Regions from separate parts of the Homo sapiens genome. Here region 1 is linked to region 2. A link is a contact called in ENCODE Hi-C or POLR2A ChIA-PET data. All regions are on one chromosome and are shown on one strand. The core of a region is the stretch at or near the end of the contact, and the rest is flanking DNA. Distances in the headings are between cores, read along the strand shown.

What was found. Hi-C counts contacts between places; a loop is a spot of excess contacts on that map. ChIA-PET counts read pairs that join two places held with the same protein, here RNA polymerase II (POLR2A). Pooled maps may share reads with other maps.
Region 1: a loop to region 2 is called in a map of heart left ventricle, with 2.7 times the contacts of the local background. The contact joins the promoter of SEMA3A here to the enhancer-like site in region 2. A Hi-C loop is called at or near these places in 4 of 168 maps with a recorded cell type or tissue (IMR-90, heart left ventricle and naive thymus-derived CD4-positive, alpha-beta T cell), 1 of 37 single-sample maps with no recorded cell type and 7 of 50 pooled maps. POLR2A ChIA-PET finds 5 or more read pairs at or near these places in 2 of 52 experiments (GM12878 and activated T-cell).

Annotation. Positions count from the first base shown.
Region 1 is chr7:84,192,935-84,198,354 of GRCh38, reverse strand. SEMA3A (semaphorin 3A) reads left to right here and starts at 3,566. Exons shown (of 17, transcript NM_006080.3): 1 at 3,566-3,880. The coding sequence starts at 3,769. RefSeq lists an enhancer at 2,645-3,452.
Region 2 is chr7:84,091,141-84,096,448 of GRCh38, reverse strand. The region is part of intron 4 of SEMA3A (semaphorin 3A); the gene reads left to right. Among named protein-coding and RNA genes, the nearest start is that of SEMA3A, 100 kb to the left of the region's middle. RefSeq lists an enhancer at 4,782-5,282. Within about 2 kb of position 4,053, at least 3 of the 41 ENCODE cell types and tissues checked have a DNase peak (open chromatin) inside an H3K27ac peak, as active enhancers do.

The sequences.
Region 1 (5,420 bases), core at 2,317-4,816, 100 kb before region 2:
CTGTGGTGGCAGTTGCCTGTAATCCCAGCTACTCGGGAGGCTGAGGCAGGAGAATTACTTGAAACCAGGAGGTGGAGGTTGCGGTGAGTCGAGATCGTGCCACTGCACTCCAGCCTGGGCAACAAGAGCAAAACTCCGTCTCCACAAAAAATAAAATAAAAAAATAAAAAAAGGCCAATATAATATTTGTGACTTTTAAAAAGTAGTAAGTGATACAGTAAAATAAAATCAATGGTTATGGTGTATGGTGTCAAATACAGTAAGTTTTCTAATTTCAGAATTTAGGCCACAGATTCTCAGAGTAAGGAGTGATCTGGCCGGGCTCGGGGGCTCACGCCTGTAATCCTACCACTATGGGAGGCGGAGGCCGGCAGATTGCCTGAGTTCAGGAGTTTGAGAACAGCCTGGGCAACACGGTGAAACTCCGTCTCTACTAAAATACAAAAAATTAGCTGGGCGTGGCGGCGTGTGCCTGTAGTCCCAGCTACTCGGGAGGCTGAGACGGGAGAATTACTTGAACCCGGGAGGCCGAGGTTGCAGTAAGCCGAGATCGCGCCACTGCACTCCAGCCTGGGGGACGGAGCGAGACTCCGTCTCAAAAAAAAAAAAAAAAAAAAAAAAAAAGAGTGATCTTTGGAGGAGTGGATTAAAATCTGCATTGTACACATGCAGCCAGATTCCGATAGATTCTGACACCGCCCATCCAGGTCCACCCATACCTTGCTTCTACTTTAGTTGAGAAATAAGTTGAAGTTTGATTATCCTCAGGTATTTGGGGATATTAAGAAAAAAAAAGTTAAACAATTTTATTCAACTCTGAGCAAAGTCGAATGAGAAGGCAGTAGAAATATAATATTCCAAATGCTTTTGTGAGTGTTTTTCAGGCATTTACTTTCTTCTTTCATTTTTTATTTAACATTTGAATTATCTGTGTGTGGCCAGACATTTCTAGTATTTTATAATTTAATCAGTCTAGGACAGTTAGTTTGCCTGAAGAATATACTATTTTTACATTTCTTAAATAAAAAATCTGCAGAAAAGCAAATATAAATGCAAACCTATGAAACTTTTAAACATCTGGAAAAACAGGAAGATCATAAATAATTTGGAGGATAAGAAAAATATCAAATATAAATAATCATATCATAGTTTATAAAAAATCGTGTGTATATGGAGGTGTCTGTGCTACCAACTTCCATGTGTCAACATTAATTTAAATTATTCATTTTATGAAATGAAATAACTTTGTCCTGATTTTGTGGTTCAAAATCCAGATTTTATGTTTTTCTTCCCCCATGGAGCCATTTTTGACCCTCTTTTATCTAAATTTACTTACAGCCTTTTGTTTTATTTGGAGCATATAAAAATGTTTTAGGATTAGACATTACACAGGTGAAATGGATACACTTATAAATTTTATTATCCTGTTTAGTTTTGACAAAAACTTGCTCTTCTATTCTAGAAAACAAGAGTAAAAATATAAATATATTTTAAGACATATAAAATATATACTAATGAAAATGGTAAAACTACTTAAAGCATTTAAACTAATTATATGTGAGATTTCAATAGGATAATTCATTAGTCCAATCCTTGAAATAATCCCAAAGCGACATGAATTCCTCTGCAGAATGAATGTCTATAGAGAGTAATCCATGGAAGACAGACAAGCCTCTTGTCATTTGTAGCCTTAATCCATTGCCTAGAGCGTGAAAGTGCCTAGTATAACAAGTGTGGGAATCAGTAAAATCAACATTATTTTTGGATTTTATTTTCTTAACAATACTGGCTGATCAATAGGCTTGAGGAAACTGACAAATACAATAAGATCTGTTTGATGAGTCAATCTAGTGAAGTAGAGAGAGAATTCCTACTCCCTTTTCCCCATTCTCCCCCTCTTTAAATCCTCCTCTTCCTCCTTCTCCACCTACATTCACACAAGCCACACATCCAACGGCAGAGAGGGAGAGACAGAGAGAGAGAGAGAGAGAGAGAGAGAGAAAGCAGAGCGAGCGAGCGCTGTGCTTTCTCTATTGGTCTGTGGACATTAAGTAATGAAAGCTGTAGTGACAATGCTTAGATCATTTTCTTAAGAATACTAAGCCACTTTCAGTAGGTGTTTATGTTTTTAATTGTGAGACTCACTCTCTCCCTTCAGCCAAGAAGTTTCCCTACTATTGAAGTTGAGTCTCTGGATTCCAAGTGCTGTTCTGGAGGTGGGGGGTGGGGAGTGGTGGTAGGAGGGGGTAGGGCAGAATCATTTGGGGAATAAAGGAGAGAAAGTTCTGTCCTGTTAACTTTTTTATACATCCCCTAAAGATTCTTGTAAAAATATCAGCTTTGAGGAAAACTGAATGAAAAATAAGAGAGAAAATTGAGAGGCCACAGCCAACTACTTGTTTCAGAAGGAACTAATGGTGTTCATATGACTGCCTGAATACATGCCTATACGTCCCACAGAAAATTTAGTAACCCTTCAGCAGCTCATGAAGACACAGAGATATTCTTTTCATGTTACTCCTTGACACTCAGCAGGGACTTTTGTGAACTTTGTCATCTTCCGCTGCCCTTTAAACCAAAACTAGGGAAGTGTCTTTAATTAATGAGATGTGATGCATTGAAAATGTTAGCCAGAGCATTCCAGAAGCTGGAAAACCATAGACGTTTTTAAATTCTGAGTATCCTTTTGAGAATCCCCCGTTGTAATTTATAATTCTCAAAGGACCTATATTTGTCTTGAACTGATTGTTGGAATGGGCTTTAGTAGGAATTTCTTCCCTGAAATTGCAGTGGGACAGAGGAAGGGGGTGGTTGAGCCCAGGGGGTTTGTTGGGAGGAGGGAATGATCTCTAACAAGGCTTTAAAACCTTCAGTGGTTAAAGTTGTATTGATGAGGATATATAGACACACACACACACACACACACACACACGCACACATACAATGCACAAGTTCAGCAGGATTGTATAATGAGCATGAATTGTAAATTTTGTAGGTAGCAGAATTCAGATTTTTAAAATCAAAATTGCACCCAAAAATGGCTATAAAACAACGCTTGCCTTGGGAAGTAAATTTATAGCTACATGCCTTTCACAGGCACGCCTGAGGGTTCTGCTCCCGGCTCTAATCTCTACGAGATGTTTTTTGCATGTGTTGTGTGACAGGAGGGAAGGGGAGTAGGTTGAGCTCGCCTGTTCTCCCATTGTCAGCCAGTCTAGTGAGTGTTGGGGAAACCTGTCTGTGGGATCTTGTGTCATCTCCCTCTACATGCGTACAGGAAAAGTCCGCGCTGCTCACGGTTTCTCTCTCTCTCTCTCTCTCTCTCTCTCTTTCTCTCTCTCTCTCTCTCTGTTTCCCTTTCATTCTGCTTCCCCGGAGCCGAATGAAGCAGGGAGCAGGATTAGAGACTGCCACCGGCTATCAGAGGAGCTTAGATAAAAGGAACTGCTTCTTAAGCACCACTGCAGCAGACCTTGTTAATTTTTTTTTTTTTTCTTTCCACACAACAGTTGTGCCTCATTATCCGGTGCCTGGCTCGGAATTTTTTTTTTTTTTTTTCTTTTTGGAGGGTTTGAAGTTTCTGTGCTTCAGTGACTGTTACAGAAGAAGAGGTGTTAGTGTTGCCATGAGGTCTTGATTGTCTGCATTTATGAATGAAACTGACCTAAATCACCTGTTACCTCCAGTTTCCAGATTGTTTGAACTTCTCTGGCCGCACAATACAGGAAGGAAGACTAAAGCAGCAAAGGGACCTACAGCGTCTGCAGCATGGGCTGGTTAACTAGGATTGTCTGTCTTTTCTGGGGAGTATTACTTACAGCAAGAGCAAACTATCAGAATGGGAAGAACAATGTGCCAAGGCTGAAATTATCCTACAAAGGTAAATCTTATTTTTCTTTTATTTGGTTAGCTTTGTAATAACCGCCCCCCCCCTTAATTCCTTGAACTCCCTCCCAACCCCAAATCATCAAACCTTTAGTTTAACCTGGTAAACCGACGTGATTATGTGTATCTTTCTGAGATGCTTTAAACGCTTTTTGTAAAAAGCATGTCTTCTGTTTGATATATGACAACTTAAATGCAAACAAAGAACATTTAATCACATTTGCTGAAAAGAGCTGTATGCCTGGTACACGCTGATCTGTATATCTTATTATCCTATCTTATGCCTGTTAATTTTTCCGACTTTAATTCTATTAAAATATTTTCTTAAAAATAGAAATGCAAAAATGGTCTCTTTGTAGATGTGCATGCCTTACCTATAATTACTATGATGAATTGCATTTTCTTAGTTTTAGACATGAAATGGTTAATCGTCATCATGAATATTCAGTTTGTTCAAATCTGACAATCAGATGCTTAACATAAGCAGTAGATCATGGTTTGCCAAGAGAACATAAACTGGATGGAACAGACTAGTTTTTCCACAGTGCCTTATGATTGTACAAAAGACTGTATTTGGCTAATTGTGTAAAGCTAAAGTCTTTGAAATATTATGTTATTTAATTCTATATGTACTTCAGTGAGAACTGCAGACACATTACTGTCTGCTTGCATAGGTAGTTGTGTAAACTTCTCTTTTGAAAAGTATAAATTAAAGAGAGAAAAAAGAGCTTTATCACTAGTGCTTTATTTGGTTACAATTTAATGTATGTGCTTATTTTTATTGAGGATTTTTTATGTTTGTTCCACATTTGCTTAGATAGGTCTTATAGATAGATGATGTGTAAAGTAATGCTAAAGTAGAGCCCAAAATGATATACATACATTTAGTGGCAGTAAATCTTTCTATAACTCAGGTATTATTAAAATGGAGTTGAAGATTAAACTGTTTTAACTCAAGTAGTTTTACTCCCTAAGGTGTTGATTTCTTATGATTCTCAGATTTCTAAAATTGGGGGTGGAGCAGTGAGAAGCTCTAATTAAGCTTATTTTTTAGCCTATAAGTTAAAATAAAAATTATTGAAGGTATTTGTAGAGATGTCTGTCTACTGTACCTTGCTCTTATGCCACAAAACATATTCTTTAATTCTCATATGATGGGGAACATCTTTTTCTGAATGCCCTAGTGTGAATGAGGATCTCAAATCAGAAGAGAGATGTAATTTTCACACTTTGAATTAGAAAATTAAACACCTAGTAATGTGTTTCTTTGGACTTAGTGCTCGTTAAATGAAATGCATTGAATTAGAATATCTATTTACTTTTTGGTGTAATGTTTTCCTGAGTATCAAGTTGGGAATAGAGACTTAAACATCAACAAACAGAAGTGCAATTGTACTTATGTAAGTTTTAAAAAATCATGTAGCGTTATTTAATTAATTTAGTAACTGTCTTTAAATTATTTCCATAGTATATGATATTATGGTGTCTGTGTTTTTATCAGTTTTGCTTTCTGTTTTCACTCCTTGACAAGGTGA
Region 2 (5,308 bases), core at 2,804-5,303:
GCTCAACAATATATGGTATTTTACTTTGAGAAAAACACATGTCCAAAGAAAAGCTGTGGCCAAAATTTCCATAAAATTCTTGCTAAAAAATAAGTTTATAAAATACTATAGCTTTCAGTTACTGTACAGCTTCTCTAGTTCCTATCCTTCACTTTATAATATAGAAAATTTAAACTCGAATTAGTTAAAAAGTATCTTTAAATCTCTTGGCTACTTAGTGGTAAGAGCTGAAGTTAAGCTCAATTCTCTTGACAGCTAATTCAGAGTCTTTTCCATTATGTTACATTGCCTTCACTCTCACTGCCAAATGTTTAAAAGGGAATGAAAGCCACAATTTTCCATGTACCTCAAGATGTTTATAACGTTTTGTATTCAAAAATTAAATTGAATGCTTATTAGTAACATTCAATAATTATTGTTAAAATATAGTTGGCTTTGACCTCTTCATGCATAAATTGTCTGATTATAAACTATATTATGTAATTTCAGGGGAAATGTTTATGATATCTTTTATAAAAATAGTATTACTTATTGAAAATGAATCAACTGCCTCATCAAAGTAGACAAAATTTGAATATTGTTTCAATACTTTAGGAACTTTTATTCTCATAAAAGTAGTTGGATTTAAGATGATTTCTATCAGTTGAAGCAGTCAACACATATCAAATATTATCAAATAAAGTAATTGGAAACATTAGAGAAGCAACCTGAACACAGGAATCATGCAAAATTTCACACTCACACCTCTGCATTCAGTGGACAAGAATGACTAAATGCTTTGATCTCCCCTGGATAACATGAAAGAGGAAAGGAAAAAAAAAAGCAACATCTGTTAGAATAAAGGTTTAGTGAACAGAATGGAGACTAGTTGACATAAGACATAGGGCATGAAAAAAAAAAGATAAAATGCATAAGCCAAGTTATTTATAGCCTCAGACCTTACTAGTCCAAAGAGATAAAGTCTGACATAGAAAAAAATATTGAAATAAATTCAGTTATATTTATGTTTAAAGTAGGTGAAAATCCAGAAGGGAGTTTCCTACAAATGTTTTCAATGGGAATATATATATATATATATATATATATATATGTATATAAAAAATATAAAATATATATAATATATATAATGCCATATATAAATGCATTATATACATATAATGCCATATATATGCTACATAATAATGGTATATAATAATATATAAACATATATTTATATATAATGTAATATATAATTGCATTTTATACATATAATGCTATATATAGCAATATATAGAGAGATATGTGCAATATATATACAATATATAATATGCAATATATATAATGCAATATATAGAGAGATCCACAGTATATTTATTTATATAAATTATAAATAAATTACCTATATACAGTATATATTTTGTGTGTGTGTGTGTGTAAGTGTGTATGTTTACTCATGGTGGGTGACAATATCTTAGACAAAACTATGAAGGTGTTATATAAACAATATAATTAATGTTAGACTGCTTGGATATATATCTGTAAATGTAGACTTCTATCAGTTTTCCACTTAAGGAAACAAATGTCTGCTGTGGGAAAGGTGATTGCTTTGAAGTGGATCAGTTCTATATACAGATGTATTTACCTGGGCATTGTCCATCTCTCAACTACAGCAAATACTCAAAGCAAAAATATTTCAACGGGCAATTAATAAATTTGATGTACTTTCAGGTTTGTGAGTTTTTGTGTTGCAAAGTGTGTTTTAGTTGTTAGCGGTGGTGGGTTTTTTTTATTTTAGAATCGGTGTCATATTATGATGTTAGAAACATAGATTCCACTATCACGTAACATAGTATTTTCTAAGATTTTGAATGCCATAGCTGCAGTTCCCAATCTTATATCTAGCAGATGACATGCACATATGTGACATTCTTTCATAAGAACACCCATCGTTATATGCATATGAATGCTCTAGAATACAAGTAGATATAATAATGCCAGCGGAGCCTTAACCTTGAATTGGCCTTAATTTCTTTAAAATAATAACATAAAAAGAACGCTATTGAAAATATACGTACTTTAAGTTCAGGAAAGCAGAGCCTGTTTAAGATCAGTGCAAGTATAACATGGGAAAAAAAAAAAGGCAAAAACTTAAGATCTTAGATGTAGGGAGAAAGTAATTTAAAAATATAGAAAGAAGGACGTTTGCCTCAAAGATGGTGCCTGTATGTAATGAACTAAGTGGACTTTTCTCCTGGGCAGCAGACCAGAAGTGTAAACGTCACCAAGGCATATGGTTCCTTTTCGTGAAATAACAATCTTAATTGACATCCCACTCTCTCCACCTCTCCCCTCTCTGGCCTGACTTACCCTATCCAGTCAGACTTCCACATCAAAGCCAGAACAAACTTCAAAAAAGGCAAATGGTAGCCTGGTAGCCTTTGTGTACAGACATTCCTTTGCCTACCTTTTTTCCTAGCAATTGTAGAAATTGGCCTTTGGTTCCTGGTGCCTCCCACCTTGGCATCCTTTCTTTTTTTTTTTTTTTAAGTTCTAGGATGCATGTGCAGGTTTGTTACATGGTAAACATGTGCCATGGTGGTTTGCTGCACTTATCACCTAAGTATTAAGCCCAGCATGCCTTCGCTATTTTTCCTGATGCTCTCCTTCCAACTCCCCAGAGGCACAAATGGGTGTTGTTCCCCTCCCTGCGTCCATGTATTCTCATTGTTCAACTCCCACTTATAAATGAGAACATGCAGTGTCTGGTTTTCTGTTCCTGTGTTAGTTTGCTGAGGATTATGGCTTTCAGCTCCAGTCATGTCCCTGCAAAGAACATGACCTCATTCCTTTTTATGGCTGCATAGTATTTTATAATGTATATATATACTACATTGTATGTCTTGTTCTTTCAGTTCCTTTTCATTCCTCATCTCTCTTCTCCTAGGACATTGCATTTATTGCTTTTGTTGCGTTGATAGATCTTCTCTTGGATATTTGCTTTAATAAATCCATCTCATCCTTCTGATCTCAATTCATGCATTACTTCTTCAGAACAAGTTCCACTGACTTGTATTGTAGTCTACCATTATGTATGTTCTCATGGCAACACAGCAAAAAGTCAGATGAGTAAATAAATACACATATTGTGGTAAGTGCTGTAATGGTACTTAGAGACTTTGTCTGAAGTAGGATATATATCTGCATGTAGGAGTCACATCACATAAACACTCTGAACTGTTGAAGACCATTTGTTCATCTCTCAAGTGTTAGTTATTTTTGTGTTTATCTTGTGCAAAAAGTTACATGGTGCAAATTAGAATTAGAACATGAAATAAATGTCCCCAGCCAGTTTGAATTCTTAAATAACACCAAAGGAGTCTCTCAAAAATAAAACGTAGTATCTCCATATTTCAATACGAGTCATTTTCTATATTTGACATATATCAAATATATGTCAGGAATAATCTATATTGATTAACAAATATTATCCTGTAATTTTAACACATTTGATTTTTTTTTGGTTGGTATTACACAATTGTCTTATCCCTTGTATACATATGACCTAACAGAAAATAAATTTAAATGAATCTTCATAATAACATTTACACAGAAGTGCAAGTAAAAGTTATTTTCTGTTACAGTCCTTATGTAGTAAGTTAGCAAAGAAATAGTTGGAGGTTATGCACATCCACAATTAAAGGAGGGAAGAAGGAGGCATGGAGGGAAGGAGGAAATAAGAAATATACCTCAAGATCTATTTTGGTAAAACCAATCTGGCTAATACTGGAATTTGCTAGATAATAGTATCTGTTAACTTTTATTTCATGCCCTTTGCTTAAAATAGAATAGAAATTCTTTGTCTGCAAACTTCGATATTCTGAATTAGGTATGACACAAAAATTTTGTGGAGATCTTTTCACTCATTTATCACATTGAAAAAAAGTAGCATGTTTATGTTAAAGTTTACATTTTATTCCTGGAAACTGACACACAGGAAGCAATAAATATGAAAAGTGTTGTGATGTTCAGCGGCAGTTTTCTTCCCCGCACAGGAAGGAAGTGGGAGTTTTAAAGTGAGAGTGCAAAGGAGACAAGTAGAAACAAAGGCATTCGTATGTACACACGGACATTCAAAAGATAATCACTGAAAGTGGCACTACAAGAAAACTATGCTCCACTGTTTGAGTTTCAAATTAAAGCTCTCTGAGGATAATGGTAAATTTTATTTGGGTAAAAAAATTGCTTTGTATCTTCCTCCATCAAGATTTCAATTGGCAGGAGATGACACAACCTGCTTAACAATCAGGTATTTCAAAGGTTGAGAAGATTTAGAGGGAGCATTTAAAAAAATGCCTTTTAAAAAATATATGTGAACAGCACGTATTCATTTGGCACATGTATAACATTAATTCATTAATACTCAAGAGTATTCTGATACTCTGATACTGATAGAGTATTCTTAGGGTACTCTGCCTAGAATTCAGAATTTAGTGTAGTGTGTAGACTTATATAAAAATACAACCTGCATATCTGTTAGGAAAAAATATAACATTTTAATATTATGGAATTTCATTTGTTCATAACTTACTGATTTAGATTCTAAATAAAGCATCTCAGAATTCTGTGCTTTGCAGGTTAGAAAAAGAACATTATCATCAAACTGGCTCTATTTAAACTCTTCACTCACGGTTATTAATACATCATTAAGTTTCTGGATATTCATCTTGAGAAAAGCATGAAGATAGTCTCTAAAAATTGGAGCCAAATTAAAACAGTTTTCTCTAACCCTGACTGAATTTTTAGAAACCACTTTGGATTATCCACAGTGTTAGACTGAAGTTTAATTATATTGTTTTACCTCAAAGGAATACTGTGATCAAATGTAGATAACCTAGTAAAGCACTCGGCTGAATAGCTTCTGGTTGTGACAGTAAATATTTATCATTCTAAATCTCCACCCACATTCTTAACCCAGCATGCCCTGATAAGGTGTGTGCTATTTTAGTTTGGCATTTACTCTTTATGTTAGATGTGAAATATAAAATATTTTGTGTAAAAGAATATTCTTTATATTAACCTACACAATTTCCTTCCTTCCTTCCTTTCTTCCTTTCTTCCTTCCTTCCCTCCTCTTTCTCTCTCTCTCTTCCTTCCTTCCTTCCTTTCTTTTTCTTTTTCTTTCTTTCTTTCTTTTCTTTCTTTTTCTCTTTCCTTCGTTCTTTCCTTCCTTCCTTCTTTCTTTTCTTTCTTTTCTTTTCTTTCTTTCTTTCTTTCTTTCTTTCTTTCTTTCTTTCTTTCTTTCCTTCCTTCCTTCCTTCCTTCCTTCCTT